Regions from separate parts of the Homo sapiens genome. Here region 2 is linked to region 1. The links are chromatin loops, found by intact Hi-C in ENCODE. Cell type or tissue: heart right ventricle. All regions are shown on one strand. Each heading gives the region's core, and the rest is flanking DNA. Links, peaks and the distances in the headings are about the cores only.

Evidence for each region. Peaks named below come from ENCODE experiments on the same cell type or tissue, not always from the same donor. Only the 100,000 strongest peaks of a DNase experiment are listed, where the experiment ranks them.
Region 2: it touches region 1 in a loop (14-fold over the local background); 73 of 110 quality-filtered maps call a loop at or near these places.

The regions. Positions count from the first base shown.
Region 1 is chr2:168,917,862-168,923,245 of GRCh38, reverse strand. It overlaps ABCB11 (ATP binding cassette subfamily B member 11), which reads left to right. Exons shown (of 28, transcript NM_003742.4): 28 at 1-2,465. Among named protein-coding and RNA genes, the nearest start is that of G6PC2, 19 kb to the right of the region's middle. In heart right ventricle, for the core only: a CTCF peak has its summit at 2,467 (motif pointing right); no DNase peak of the experiment used is centred there.
Region 2 is chr2:168,771,277-168,776,660 of GRCh38, reverse strand. It overlaps CERS6 (ceramide synthase 6), which reads right to left. Exons shown (of 10, transcript NM_203463.3): 10 at 1,527-5,384. CERS6-AS1 (CERS6 antisense RNA 1) reads left to right here. Exons shown (of 3, transcript NR_045787.1): 2 at 1,710-1,840; 3 at 2,023-4,710. Among named protein-coding and RNA genes, the nearest start is that of CERS6-AS1, 12 kb to the left of the region's middle. In heart right ventricle, for the core only: a CTCF peak has its summit at 2,784 (motif pointing left); a DNase peak (open chromatin) is centred at 2,774; H3K27ac peaks cover 561 bases.

The DNA of each region.
Region 1 (5,384 bases), core at 320-5,319:
TGTCTTTCATTTTTGAACCCTCGGTGTACACAGAGGCGGGTCTATAACAGGCAATCAACAAACGTTTCTTGAGCTAGACCAAGGTCAGATTTGAAAAGAACAGAAGGACTGAAGACCAGCTGTGTTTCTTAACTAAATTTGTCTTTCAAGTGAAACCAGCTTCCTTCATCTCTAAGGCTAAGGATAGGGAAAGGGTGGATGCTCTCAGGCTGAGGGAGGCAGAAAGGGAAAGTATTAGCATGAGCTTTCCAGTTAGGGCTGTTGATTTATGCTTTAACTTCAGAGTGAGTGTAGGGGTGGTGATGCTACCATTACTGTGAGGACCTACCAGTGTGGCTGGAGCAGGGACTCTCTCCCAGGCCTTTTACTCCTCAGCACCTCCCTGCATACTGATTGTTGTTTTTAGTTTCTGTGAAATTATATTCATGAAATGAAAATAGCGCATTTTACTTTGCTGTAGTTTCATAAGGTTTTATACAAAAAAGCAAGTAAATATGGCAGAAAAGCACTCATTTGCCCCTGCTCCCTCAAAACACCACAGAATGACATAGAACTAAAGGCGGCAGGAATCTACAAGAATGAAGAAAACACAGTGATGCCACCTGCAAAATCTTGGGAGCCAGAAAGCAAATGGACAATTGATAATAGAGTTACAAGATGAGAGAAAACAAAAATGTAACCTGTTAGTTGGGGGAGCCTAGAAACATCCTGTTTTGTACCACAGACCCCTAGAAAGTTTCAAGATGTAAAAACACTGGATCCTTCTGGAAGGAGGAGACAAGGGGACAGAGGGACTGAAGACAGAAGAATGGACCAAAAGCCTGTATGGAAACAGAATTGCAGAGCCCCGCCTGCAGCAGGATGGCTGCCTTTCCCCAGTTCCAGCGAGAAACTGCATACTCCCTCTCTGAGGAGGCTCACAGGGAGGTTTGCACTTAGAGACACAAGATGAAGTTGAAGGGGCAGCTAACATACAAGAGACAGGGGGATTGAATGTAAAGCTGTGTATGAACAGAAGAACTCCCAGCCCCTCTCTTCTGGCAGGAGATTGAAGAATGATTTTCTGGGGAAATTGGCCAATCTTAGAAAAGAGGTCGGGCCAGGCGCTGTGGCTCACTCCTGTAATCCCAGCACTTTGGGAGGCCAAGGCGGGCGGATCATGAGGTCGAGAGATTGAGACCATCCTGGCTAACATGGTGAAACCCCGTCTCTACTAAAAATACAAAAAAATTAGCCGGGCGTGGTGGCGGGCGCCTGTAGTCCCAGCTACTCAGGAGGCTGAGGCAGGAGAATGGCGTGAACCCGGGAGGTGGAGCTTGCAGTGAGCCGAGATCGCGCCACTGCACTCCAGCCTGGGCGACAGAGCGAAAAAAAAAAAAAAAGAAAAAGAAAAAGAAAAGAGGTCAAGGACTCCGTCCTTGGAATCCTAAGAAAATTTTCCAGCCGTATTACCCTTCTATGAAGCCCACCTGTCAACCAACAAGCACCCACTCGATCAGAGCTTCCCCAGGCTTTTTGGTGTCTCCTCCTTGCATGGGAATTGACTTCCAAGGACCACCAGACACTGAGGAAGTATTTTAACATATAAAGCAAAAGCAACAATAGGGCAGCTGGAGAAAGGAAATTAGAAGTAACAGAGCCAATGCAGTGATTAGAAAAACACTCAAAAAATGGTAATAAATGTGTTCAATGGGTCAAGAGAACATATTTCCATCTATTTAAATAAAAACAGGAATCAATAAAAGTGAACATACAAAAAAGAGCTCTTGTCACAGAAATGAAAACCTTGGGAGCAGGACTGCACCCACGGTTCCCACCAACCTATCCTGCCATCATGTTTTCTCCCTACTCCAGCTTCCTCCCAAGCTCACTCTACGTAGATGGTTTTTCTTCCCTTAGCCAACAAACGAAATTCTGCCTATAAATTAAGCCAGGACACTAGGATATGGAGGTATATTATTTATGTCTCTTTTCCAGTGTTTCCTGGTATATAACAGCAAAGATGGTTTAGCAAGTTAACTGGTCAGGCCAGAATTCTTGATGGTTGCCAAGTCAGGAGGCAGACGGTGAAGGAATGCATTCTGGTTATGAAAAATGGCAATGACGAGTAAGTTGCAGAGTAAAGATGCCTTTTAGAGGAAATTAAGGTTTGCAATAAATGCATGCTAATCCTCTAATTTTGATGAAAGACTAAAGCTCTTGTTTTGGTTTGCATTTCAAAGAGCAAGAGCATAGGCTCTTGTGCTGGGAGGTGGCCAGTTTCCTGGAAAGGAATTTATGGAGTCTGAAAGAGGAATTAGTACAAATTATATTTTCAAATAAGATACTTGAAAGTTATTGATGACAGGGAAAAGATTGTCTAAAGAGGGCTTGAAATTGGGGAAATAATTGAGGCTCAGTGACAAAGGAGAAGATTACAACTTCAAAAATGAATAAATAAATAACATTGCATGTTTATTTTACAACACCAGGGGGCGATGATGTCTACGTTTTTATTCTGTATCCTTTATCGCTGACAAAGATTTGGTCTCTGCAATTTTACCTTATTGTTTCTCAGATGACCAAGGGGTTGGCTTAATTTGTTCTGTTTAAACTTATTGCAAGTCCTTCTGTAATTTCCTAATGTTTTCATAATGTGTGTTGTGACCAGACTCTCCTTATAACCCCAGTTAATAAAAGTTAACAGGAAAAAAAAAAAATAGAAGGATTGGAAGATAAAGTTGGGGAAATTTCTCTGAAAGTAAAACAAAAAGATAGAGATGAAAAGTAGGAAAAAATAAGAAAAGAAAAAATTGAGGGTAACAATTCAGGTGGTGCAATAATTAGTCAATAGTCTAGTTCAAGAGAGTTTATTTAAAAAAATAAATTTAGACTATTTTAAAAAATAGTCTAAGATCATTTCCTACAATTGAAGAATATGAATTTCCAAGCTGAAAGAGTTCACCCAATACTGAATATAATAAATAAAAATCCTATTTGGGCACAGTATGAAATTTTAGAAAATGAGGGAAAAGGAGAATATTTTCCAGGAGAGAAGGAGGAATGTGTGACATATAATCGATAAAGAATTATAATCATGTGACTGGGCACAGTGGCTCATGCCTGTAATCCCAGCACTTTAGGAGGCCGAGGCAAGAGGATTGCTTGAGCCCAGGAGTACAAGACCAGCCTGGGCAACCTGGCGAAACCCCATTTCTAACAAAAAAAGAAAAGCAAAAATTAGCCAGGCATGGTGGCATGAGCCACTCGGGAAGCTGAAGTGGGGTGATTGCTTGAGTTCAGGTGGTTGAGGCTGCAGTGACCCAACATCGCGCCACTGCCCTCCAGCCTGGGCAACAGAGCAAGACCTTGTCTCAAAAAAAAACAAAACCAAAAAACCAAAAAACAAAACAAAACACACACACACACAAAAGAACTATAATGACATAGGACCTCTTGACAATGAAACTAAAATTCATAAAGATTTGCCTTCAAAATTCTAAGGGGAATCATTCTATATGTAGCAAAGCTATTCTCAAGAATGAGAGAGGTCTAAAGACATTCTCAGTCATGCAGGTCTCAACACCTCTACTCCCCATCTTTTCTCAGAAAGCCACAAAAGGGGGCTTTTTTTTTAAAAAATAAGGTCACAGATAAAAAAAATAGGAAGATATGGGATGTAAGAACAGATGACCTAACTCAAGAATGAGGTGCTGGGAATCTCCAGGATGATTAGGAAGGAGATCCCAGGATTACAGGTGTGCTGTACCCAGAGGAAGTAGTCAGCTAGATTGAGGCAGGGAAATGGGTTCTGAGAGGAATGTCCCCCAGAAAAACATGGTGCTGCTAGAATGCCTGGTGGGTTTGAATGCTGAGAGAAGACAGAACCCCCTGCTAGAGTTTGAGGGTAAGTTAGCAATGCGTAATAGAAGACAAAGAGAGTGAGATTGGAGATTTTTAGCTATTAGCTCTAGGTGGAAAGAAAAGTTACACAAAAAGAAAATATATTTTTATTTTACCTTATGACTCATCTGAGAATGTTATTTACAAAGTCACATCAATGTAAAAGCTTAATACTGATCTAAAGCAGAATTATAGATAGATTATGAAAGGAACAAGAAAATATGTGGGGTAGGTTGGGATGGGATAGGACATGGGTAAAAAAAGAACTGGATCCTTGTGGTCCTCATATTTCATAATGGAAACTAAACAGTTAAACATTTAAACAAATAAGATGTTTTACAATAAAAACATCTTATTGTAAAAGATGAAGGTGAATACTGAAAGAAACTGCTAAAAGATTTATGTACATATATATCTTTCATTGAAAAAAATAAAGTTTAAGATGAAAAGGGGATAGAAATGCAGTACAGTTACAAAAATTAAAACAATAGATACTGAAACTATTATAGATTTGAAAGATACATCACCAGAACAGAAGGGAGTCCAGAAATAGATTCACCAGAGATCCCATTTATCAGAATATATTTTAAACTTCTAATCACAAAAAGTGAGCACACTTTTCTCTTCCTGCATTGTTCACAATCATTTGGAAAAAATCTCAAATCTATAAATAAGACGATGGGGTAAAGGTCAAATAAGTTTCGGTACATATATGCAATGATGTTTTTCATGAAGCCAAAATAATGATGTTGACTTACATTTATTGTTTTTTGTGGAGCAATGCCCATGTTATATTGTGCAGAAAAAAACCATTTCTGATCATCAAAGATGGTATGATGCTATCTATCTGTCTAATCATCTATGCACACACACTCATACATGCATGCATCTGTTATGTGTGTATCTGTGTTTGGTGTGTGCTTGTACATACTTGTATGCATAAAAAGATATCTGGAAGAATTTCTGCCAAATTTTGGTAACTTTTATTTCCAGCCATTTGTCCTCTGTGTGACCAGAACTCCCTGCATATACTAAAATGTCTATTGATGGTCTTTGAGGGCAGAGACTGCCTAGTTCATCTTAATGTCCCCAGTGCTTTACTCGGTACTTGGCATAAAGTTCTACCTCAATACATCTTGTTGAATAGTCTTCTCAAAGTCACACAGGTAGTTTATAACTTGTCAGCCCCCACGTAAGGAATAAAAGTGGAAAACGCCCATTCTTTCCGTGGGTCAGAGCAGTGCCTTTCAACAGAAATATAATATGGGCCACTAATGTGAGCCACATAGGTAATTTTAAATTTTCTAGTCACATAAAAAAGTGGAAAAAAAACAGGTGAAATTTATGCTAATTGTATATTTTATTCAACCCAACATATCCAAAATATTGCCATCACAACATGTAATCAAAAATATCCTGAGATTTTTACATTATCTACTAAATATTCAGAATCTGAGGTGCATTTACATTTACAGCACATGTTAGCTCAAATCAGCCTTATG
Region 2 (5,384 bases), core at 226-5,225, 150 kb after region 1:
TAGCAAGCTATGATCGCAACACTGCACTCCAGCCTGGGCAACTGAGAGAAACCCTGTCCTTAATTTTTTTTTTAATTAAAAAATTTAAAATTTTAATGTTTAGGAATAATATAACTTTTGTTTCTTTGTGCTCCAGCACTTTGAGAATAATTAAGGGTGTGGGTCCCAGGATCCAGTTACTGTGCTAATTGGTTCTGAGGGACCACCCAGCATCCCAGTAGTTCTTGGTACACAGCTCTCCCCCTTTGTTGTCCTATCATCTCTCAATGTTGTTAGCATTGTTGCCACTGTTCCCACTGAAGCAAGAGCACGGCTGGTGGAAACAGAATTAGGAGGCAGGAATAACAGATGCTTAGGTTGGATATGGCAGCCCCAGTAGTAAGCAATGGGGCCTAGAGAAAAGGGAGTTGCATTTTGGCTACTTGGGAGAGATACTGCTATAGTTCGAATGTCCTCTCCAAAACTCAAGTTTTAAGGTAGGACCTTGTCCTTATGCATGAATTAATGCTTTTATTTCAGGAGTGATGAAAGGATGAGTTTGGCTCAGTTTCCTCTGTCTAGCATGCTTGCTCTCCCATGTGGCACCTTCTGCCATGTGATGACCTTCACCAGTTTCCAGCACCATGCTCTTGGACTTCCCAGCCTCCAGAACCATGAGCCCAATAAACTTCCATTCTTTATAAATTACCCAGTGTGTGGTATTCTGTTACAGCAGCAGAAAGCAGACTAAGACAGATGCTTATAGCATTAGATTATGCTATGTTTTGTAGAACTGAAGAATTCATGGATTCCAAAAAAGTATATTTTTTCATAGTCTGTATTTTTGTGTCTCAGAGGAATGTTGGTGGTTTAACTTATTAGAATAACTCATGCTTGAAATCAGCATGAGTTATTCTATTGTTGGGGGTGGTTATAATGTTTATAAGATTTTAATAGGGTATCTGCTTTATTTTTTATAATACTTGTGATAGTGGTGGGGTGTCTGGTTGAATTTCAGTGCTATTTTTACGGCTTTTGAGTACTAGAAGACCTAAGCTTAGAGCAGAAGAGCAGATTGAGAGAGGTATTTCACAGGAAAGACAGAGAAAGATGGAGAGAAGTTCTAGCAAAGTGAGGTACAAACCAAGAGAAGATGATGTGGGCCAAACTCCGATGAGGGGTGCATACACAGAGAAGGGAAGTTTTGTGTTGTGCTTTGGGTGTTTATCCTAGGTGCCTCTTTTAAAATTTTTTTAAAAATAAGCATAACCTGATATATTTCAGATGATCTCTATAAACCATGTTTTCCAGAATAAAGTGCTACATAAAATTTAGCATTGAGGTTTTAATCTTAATTTTCAAAGAGATACTACAGTCTATCCAAGTTAACGTAACATTACTTTCTCAATGATCACAATGATACTGGGAGTTGACGAGGCTTGTAACAATCTACTGGGATGATGTGAGCCTTTATTAACCTCATCAGGTGAGATGTGATGTTTTACCCACACGAGCTGGTTAGCATTTACAGTAAAGGGCACTTACACTGCACTCTTAATACTTATCTTTATTATGAAAGTGTTTCCAAAGTAAAATGATCCTCATAATAATGATTGCTTCCAGAGATCAAGAATGAATAATTATATTTTCATATAAAAATCAGCAAAACACAATAACAATACATAAAATAATTCTAATTGGCTAACAGTATTTCATTCCATTTCTGACAGAGATGCTCAAGCACTGAATTGTCTTAAGAAAACAAGTAAGGTTTTGTCACCTATCCTATTTCTCACTGCAAGTTGAAAAAAATCAAATCCAAACACCACCACCCCTTCTATGACAACAAACGGCTGTGGAGGTAAATGACTATGTGGGCAAAGAGTTGATGAAAATCATGAGCTTAGGGGCTTTATGAAACTTTGGGAAATCAAACTCAGAGGTTGTTTTCCATTCTTAAAGTAATGAAGCTCTAAGTTAAAGTTTCAGAATCATCACATAACTGTTCCTATTCCATAACTCATTTCTTTTTTTTTTTTGCAGGTAATCTTATTTTCCTAAGGGTAGTTTCATGATGACAGTGTCAAAAAATTACTGTGGATAAAGAAAAAATTGTCTCAATGAAATAGAATTTTTCACTGAACACAGAAACCATCTCAATAGTTGCTGCTCCCTGGTTTCCAGGCCACGCAACAGACATCAAACCAGGAAGCCAAACTTTCATGGACCTGTGTTAAGAAAAACACACATACATGGGCATACTACTTTTTCCAGAAAAACGGAATTAGGCAGAGAAGGAAGTGTGGGTGTACAACTGATCCACAAGCTATTGGGAAATCAATAGCTAAAAAATGTCCACACCCTGGCTTCCTTTTATCAGGAACTCCAGGAGGCTGAAGGAATGTGAGTGCATGAGATAAGCAAGACAGATCTTAACGGTCCCCTCACATCCCTTTCTGGGCAATCTCCAGAATGCCTAGTTTTGTGGAGACACCATGTACTATCTGGCTGCAGAGACTTTCTTAGGTCCCGTGTTAGACCCCATGGGGTCTCAGCATGTGGTCATGTGGTAATGCATTCCTTTCAAAGGCTTTGGGTTGAACTCAAGTTGGAAATACCTGGAAAAGACCAAGCTTCTCCTTTGGGTGTCTGCGGATCCTATTAAAAATATTCGTGATGTTTTAAGTTCTCCAATACAATTTTCTCCACGAAAACAAGCATCAGATACACTACCTCTAAGTATTTATTGGAGGGGTTCCAACAGCCTCGTGGACAGGCCTTCTCAGCAGCTACTGAGTGCCCCCTAGGGGTGGGGAGGGGCCAGTGCACATGGAGGCAAACCACAGAGCCCTTTTGTGGCCTATTATTATGAAGAACTAAAATGTGGCCAGTGAACCAGTCAGTGCTCATCACTACGGGGTACTTTGACAATGGCACAATTTCATTTTACCAAAAGAAACCTTCACTGGCTCTGGGGACTGCAATATCTTCATTTTAAAATATTTTGCTGCGTTTTCTTCAAGGGCGGCTTGTGACAACTGAACTGCTGATTATTCCTTCCATGGACAGCATGGTAGTGGCAAGTGCAGTAACTGGGCTCATTGCATTTTCTCTTTCCATACAAGTTACTGCAACTGCCATGTGATCACTTTTCCAGCAGGCTGACTTCGATTTGATTTTTTTCTTATTTAAATGTTAGAAACATCTCAGGGCTATTATTATTTATCTACAAAGCAGAAATCAGCCAAAGACAAAGGAAAAAAGTAAGCTAATCAGAACCTGAAGACCTGAAATACCACATGAAATGTAAACATTTAACTTTTTATTTCCAAAGGATTTCTTGAAGCCTCTCTGGAGATAATGACATCACCACACATACTGTTAAACAATCTTTTAATACCTTTGGAATTACTCTTTATAATTTTTATACTTCAAATTAAGAAAACCGCCCAATGTTCAGGCAACTTTGGCATTAACATTTCCAAGAAAGGGACAAAAACAACTATTAATGCAACATCATGAAGAGATTGGGGACAATTGTGGGTGTCTATAAAGCTCTCTTTGAAAAGCTCTTTAAAGCGAACTCAGGTAAATGGAAATGAAATCTGACTTTTTACTTAGGCCAAATAACAATGAGGTTTGAATATAAAATGGAAGATTCAGGCCCTTTCTACCTAAGATGAAGGCATTTAGTTTGCTCAAATTCAAACTCCACCAAATACTCTGAATGGAAAGTTTGGCAACAGAACTGGACATGTGGAGGTTCACCAACCATTTTGATCAAAGGTGATCTGATTTTATCTCACTTCTTGCCTAACCTTTCTGGCTTCTTTACCTTGACTAGATGCCTGTGGCATTATATAATGATGCAGCCCAGCAGAAGTAGGATGCTAATAAACCCTGGGGTAAAGCAGCAATCATCTGCATTTTTACCACATACACTTGAATAATCCAAAATACTGAGAGTTGCTTCCCTATGCTCAACATCCATAGGACCAAATTTGGAAAGGTGAACTGTAGTTGGCTTATATGCTGGCCTTAGGTGCTCTTATGACCTGTGCTTAGCCATATTTAGCTCACTGGCTAAGAGGCTGAAAAGATTCTACCACCTTCAGGTGTGTGGGGAACATGAACAGGAGGCTGACAAACAAGGAGGGAAGTTTCTATTGTACCTGGTGAGTGGGTTTTATGAAAAGAATATGGGTAGGGATGAGTCAGTGATATTTTGGTTTTATCACTTTTTGGAGAAACATACATATATATACATAAATAGAACACATGTTTTTATATCATTTATTGACCTGAGGCCAAATTCTACTCGATTTTCTACTTTCCCCCTACTAAGAGATCCAGAAAAGCTATTAACATTAGAGAATAAAGTATTACTTCTTCTGGAATCCTTTCTACATACCCCTTTGTACTCTGGGAAGGTTTGAATGTGACCAGGAAGGAGGAGATATCAACACAGGCTAAGTTAATTAACGAAAAACAGCATTCTGACTAACCTATAGTTGAATTTACAAAATACACTTCAAAGCTATGGCCTGGTACAGGGGGAGGATGAGATACTGCACATATTTTTCTCTCTCAGCCTTATCAGGCTACCATGGGAAAGCTATAGACAGAGATATATTATTCTTCACCATAAAAAGCCTGCAAACCCCATTTTAATTAGCCCCAAAGAACTGTGCCCTAAAATGTAAAATGAAATAAAAATCTCTGGATAACATAGACGACTGTGTGAAGTGAATGCCATCAGTTAGAGAGACCCCAAGTGTTCCCAGTTCTCCTTCTAAGTAACTTCTGGGGGGAAAAATGATTGCTTAGATTTGCCTTTGCTAATGACAGACCCCATTTACTACGTTTTATGCAATTCTTCTAAACCTTTAATTTACAAGATGACCTCCTTGAAATTATTCTTCTGTGCTCGAGTGTCATATGATCTAAACCTGAACACATGGATCTCTAAAGTTAATTTTAGCCATTGAGAGGACTTGCCCCAGACACTAAAGCAAGCTAAATATGTTCATATTTTAATTAAGAAACTTTTACCTTCTCAAAATTTTCAGCTGTAATATGCTATTACCTTATACATATACTTGCATTTTAGCAGATGTTCTGGAGACTAACAAGTCCTTTTATGATTGTTCTTACAAACTCAACCATCCACAAATTACACTCCTAGACATATGCCTGTTTTGTGAAATAAAATAACAAGGCTCTAAAAGCAGAATTATTTGCATCGTTTTCTCAATAAACAAGCAGATGTATTTCTAAGCCTCTTCAATTATTACTAAGGACCATAACAGAAACATATTATTTTGTAAATAAGTAGGGCAAGATATAATATTACGGTAAGAATTTTTTGGTTGGGAACATTCTTTTAACTATTAACCCACAGATTG